Linked DNA regions of Homo sapiens: region 2 is linked to region 1. A link is an interaction called in ENCODE POLR2A ChIA-PET data of the cell type or tissue named here. Cell type or tissue: endothelial cell of umbilical vein. All regions are shown on one strand. Region 1 overlaps TPM3 (tropomyosin 3). Region 2 overlaps SHE (Src homology 2 domain containing E).

The links. Peaks named below come from ENCODE experiments on the same cell type or tissue, not always from the same donor. Only the 100,000 strongest peaks of a DNase experiment are listed, where the experiment ranks them.
Region 2: POLR2A ChIA-PET joins it to region 1 with 5 read pairs; 2 of 35 experiments call an interaction of 5 or more read pairs at or near these places.

Annotation. Positions count from the first base shown.
Region 1 is chr1:154,175,294-154,177,793 of GRCh38, reverse strand. TPM3 (tropomyosin 3) reads left to right here. Exons shown (of 10, transcript NM_152263.4): 3 at 1,546-1,679. Among named protein-coding and RNA genes, the nearest start is that of TPM3, 16 kb to the left of the region's middle. In endothelial cell of umbilical vein, no CTCF peak of the experiment used is centred here; a DNase peak (open chromatin) is centred at 1,273.
Region 2 is chr1:154,484,149-154,486,648 of GRCh38, reverse strand. SHE (Src homology 2 domain containing E) reads left to right here. Exons shown (of 6, transcript NM_001010846.3): 4 at 1-122; 5 at 587-706; 6 at 2,314-2,500. The coding sequence ends at 2,500. Among named protein-coding and RNA genes, the nearest start is that of TDRD10, 17 kb to the left of the region's middle. In endothelial cell of umbilical vein, a CTCF peak has its summit at 2,159; DNase peaks (open chromatin) are centred at 1,278 and 2,088; H3K27ac peaks cover 2,500 bases.

The DNA.
Region 1 (2,500 bases):
GCCAGTCCTGATGGTTAAAAAGGAGTCTTTTGGTCTATATTCTTCCTCATCGGAGCTAGTGGCCCAGGCTGTTTCTATAGCTGCACCAACTCCTGCCTGCCAGGAAGAAATCAGGGTAATAGAATTCAGGCACAATCTGGGCTATAGAAGAGAGATCGTGTTTACCAGGCACTTGGATAAGCATCTGAACTGGGTGGTGTGCGGGGCATATTAAATTCTTGTATACTGTTGCAGTCAGGGTACCTCCCACCAGTAAAGGTAGCGGGGAGGCAGTCATGGAAAGAGGTTTTCCTACCATTAGAATTTATCCATCCACCTGCAGGCTGCCTCCTTCTTTCCTTGTTTCTTAGAGAAAACCCATCCAGGATGGGTTTACTTGGACTCTAACCTATATACTTCATTGTGAGATGGAGGCCAGGGGGAAGATTGTCGCTGTATTAGAGGGTGAAGCTAAGGGGATGGCTGGAGGAATAGAAAGGAGAAAATTCAGAAATTTGGAGGAATGGTAGTGGGTGTGGTGGAAATGTTCTTTCTTTTTTGTAAAGCTATCAAAGCAGATAATTTTAGCCAGAAGCAGCTCCTTGTAGCCAACTTAAAAAAGGAGTACGGGGGCACAAGTTGAAGGGCTGGTGAGTAGGCATCCCAACAATATTCCATTCTTTTGCTTTCCAGTCTGGAAGGCTATTCTGGAAGACATTCCCTTGGCTAGTTATTCTTCTGATGTGTTAGGGTAAAGTGATCATAGGAATAACGGTTTGAGTTAAGCAGCAATTAATAGGTAATCCAGGATTCCCTCTTTTTTTTTTTTTTTTTTTGAAATGGAGTTTCACCGTGTTGCCCAGGCTGGAGTGTAGTGGCGCAATCTCAGCTCAGTACAACCTCTGCCTCCCGGGTTCAAGGGATTCTTCTGCCTCAGCCTCCCGAGTAGCTGGGACTAGAGGTACGCGCCACCACACCTGGCTAATTTTTGTATTTTTTATTAGAGTCAGGGTTTCACCATATTGGCCAGGCTGGTCTCAAATTCCTGACCTCATGATCCACCCGCCCCAGCCTCCCAGAATACTGGGATTACAGGCATGAGCCACCACACCCAGTCAGGATACCCTCTTTAAGAAACCTTGCTTTTTTTTTTTTTTTTTTCCTGCTTTATGAGACACTTGAAAGGTTACTGAGGATGAGACATGCCTCCAAGCCAGAGCTCAGGCAGAAGGAACCCTTCATTGACTTTCTTTTCTGACTCCAGTGTGTTGAGGAATTTGAACTGAGTCCAGGAAGTGGGTGGTACTAACTCACTGGGCTGGGCAAGGAACTGAGTTTTAAAACACTCTTCCTGTGGAACATATGGGAGTTCGTTGATGGGAAAGGGAGGAAATATATATATATAAAGTTATGTCTGCTAGATCTTTTAACAGCTGAGCTAAGACAAGTTCTACCCTGCGAGACTCTGGCTTTTTCATGGTAGTCAACCCTGATCTTAATGTCATAGTTATTTCTTCTTTTCTCCATGCCTCTGCTTCCCTTGTCCATTCTTTCCTTCAAATGCAGGCTGAGGCTGAGGTGGCCTCCTTGAACCGTAGGATCCAGCTGGTTGAAGAAGAGCTGGACCGTGCTCAGGAGCGCCTGGCCACTGCCCTGCAAAAGCTGGAAGAAGCTGAAAAAGCTGCTGATGAGAGTGAGAGGTGTGTAGGGAAGCCTGATGGAGTGTGGATTTTAAAAGTTCATAATAGTTCTGATCAAGATTTCCTTATAGACCTGTTTTCTAAATAGCAATTCTGGCTGCGTGTGATGGCTCACGCCTGTAATCCCAGCACTTTGGGACGCTGAGGCAGGAGGGTGGCTCAAGCCCAGGAAGTTGGGGCTACAGTGAGCTCTGATTGCGCCACTGCACTCCTGGGTGACAGAGAAAGACCCTGTGTCAATCAGTCAATAAAAATAAAATACTAACTCCATCACACAGGATCTCCTTTCTATTCTGCATATTCTGTCCCCTTGAAGACAGTAAGGGTAACTTAGATGTTGTGACCCTTTTGTAATTGGTATTTCCTTACAAATTGGCCTAATGATCCTTAAAATGGGATCACCAGTATGACTTCTACTTTCTGGATCATAAGCTTCTATTTGTGAGATTAATTTCTCTAAAACAGAGGTTCTCTAAGTAAGGTCTCAGACCAGCAGCATCAGCAATACTTGGGAACTTGGTAAAAATTCACATTCTCAGCTCCTATGCTGATCTGCTGAATCAGAAACTTTGGATGTGGGGCCTGGCAATCTGTTTTTAGTAAGCCTTCTCAACGCTGGTTGCATTATTAGAATCATAGGTAGGGGTGAGGGGGGAAATCACTGGGGAATTTAAAACTGGATGCTTAGATCTCATCCCAGTTCCATTAGAATCAGTTGCAAGAGGGGTCTGGGCATTGATGTTTTTAAAGTTCTCCAGCTAATTTTTTTTTTTTTTTTTTTTTTGAGACAGAGTCTCGCTCTATAGCCCAGGCTGGAGTGC
Region 2 (2,500 bases), 310 kb before region 1:
GAGGAGACAGTGAGGCAGCACCACCGGCAGAAGAGCTGGACCCAGAAGATCCTGAAGCCAGCCCTCTCGGACCACAGTGAGGGAGAGAAAGTGGACCCGGGCCTGCCCCTGGAGAAGCAGCCGTGAGTCTCCTCCTCAGATCCTTGTAACAGACAACAGCTGGGAGCTTACAGCTTTGTATCAGGGAGCACATTGGCCCATTTCACATGATTATTTTTGTTAATGAACACTTGCCTGGATGGGGTTTTTAATGAAAACCCATCTTCAAAGCCCAGTGCATTGTGCAAAATGGAAAGTGCACTGCATCTCAACAAGCTCATTGTAAGTCTTATTCTTCTGTAGAGAGTGAAAACTGTTCAAATGACACTAGCGCCGTTAACTCACTCTTGTATGATTGATAGGCTTTGTGATCTGGGATCACCCAGATCTGCATTTTGTCTGTTCTGAATGTGAAGCAGGATCTAGTTCAGGCTGTTGCGTCTCTGCCAGAAGTTCATTTCAAACAACGCTTTATGGAGCAATGCCCAGTCTGGATTTGTATTTTGACACTCATGGTGCTTTCCCCTCTTCCACCCCCATTTTTCAGCTGGTATCATGGTGCCATCAGCCGTGCTGAGGCTGAGAGTCGACTACAGCCCTGCAAAGAAGCTGGTTACCTGGTTCGAAATAGTGAGTCAGGGAACAGCAGGTACTCCATTGCCCTAAAGTAAGTAAGCCCCATGGCTTTCCTCATCTCCAAGGGGAAGGAACACTGTGTGACAGTCTTCTAGTCAAAAAAAACATACTGTGAAGGTGTTTCACAGGGGTGTGCATTGCAGAAAATAAGAGGCATTTGTTTGGACAATGGAACATGAGACACTTGGATGAGAATGCAAAATTGGTATTGGGTAAATGCCTCCATTATCTATTATGATAATGAAGGTCTTATTGCATTATCTTTGTGCATTAGTCAATGTCTACCTTACATTACCTAATCTGGAGTAGGCCCTCTCAGTAGAGAAATAATTCCTGATGAAAAGAATTATTTCTAACAGGGTAGTACAGTCATTCTTCTTTTATTCCCTAGTATTGGGGACTTTAATAAATCAAGATCCCCCTGATTGTCAAAATGCCAACTGCAATTTTGACACCAGTTTCTTCTGGTGAAGAAGGAAATGCTGACTTGCCTGTTGCTCCCTCTGTCTGATTGTACACAGAAAATTCACTTTTGCCTGGTAGGCCTGGTGGAGTGTGTATCATGGAAATTCTCACTGCTCCGTGAGTTCAGTGTCCCTGTATTGGAGGATCATTGTCAAGAGCCCTAACAGCATTTCCTTCCTGAGGAAGCTGAGCCCCTGCAGCTGAAACAATCAGGCTGGAGGAGAACAGAGTCGGGCGGGGGAGTTGAGCAATATGGCTCAGAAAATGGGATAGGCCACCAGATATACAATACCAGGAATAGCTCGACTGTGTTCCTGAAATTGGTGCTTGTGGATTAAATCTTTGAGCTTTTGGTGCCAGCTTTCATTTTATACAACCAGGAATGGTCTTTCCAGATGCGAGGGGAGGAAATGGTTTTTATTATTATTATTTATGTGTTCTTTTTGGAAAAAAAGAAGAAGAACCCTTACTTACGTCCTTTTAGCTGTGGTGAGGAGGATGAGTTTTTTTGGGGTTTCTTTTCTTTTTCTTTTTTTTTTTTTTTGAGATGGAGTCTCACTCTGTTGCCTAGGCTAGAGTTCAGTGGCATAATCTCGGCTCACTACAACCTTCGCCTCCTGGGTTCAAGTGATTCTCCTGCCTCAGCCTCCCAAGTAGCTGGGATTACAGGTGCCTGCCACCATGCCCGGCTAATTTTTTTGTATTTTTTAGTAGAGATGGGGTTTTACCATGTTGGCCAGGCTGGTCTTGAACTCCTGACCTCAAGTGATCCGCCCACTTCGGCCTCCCACAGTGCTGGGATACAGGCGTGAGCCACCGTGCCCAGCCGAGGATGAGTTTCTACCTCACCTTAGTAGCCTCGTGCTTGGGCGTAAGCACTGGTTTTGCAATTTGAGAGCTAGAAGGGACTTGGCATTCTTTTTAATTGTTTTCTTTGTTCCACTACCTGATGACTCATATGTGATAAGGATAAACCACTCAAGGATTACATGCGTTTAGACTGTGAAATTTCTGAGAGTACCACTAGAGTGTGGAATGCATTTCTGTGTGTGTAGAACCATTACGGGATGGATGAGAACCTATCAACCTAGTGTGAATCTGGCTGCAATTGTTTTCAGTGGGGAGGGATCCTCTGCCCACTCATTCATGTCTCCTCCTTGATTTTCATTCCAGGACTAGTCAAGGATGTGTCCACATCATAGTGGCTCAGACCAAAGACAACAAATACACACTGAATCAGACAAGCGCTGTGTTTGACAGCATCCCTGAAGTGGTACACTATTATTCCAATGAAAAGTTGCCTTTCAAAGGGGCAGAACACATGACTTTACTCTACCCAGTGCACAGCAAGCTTCACTAA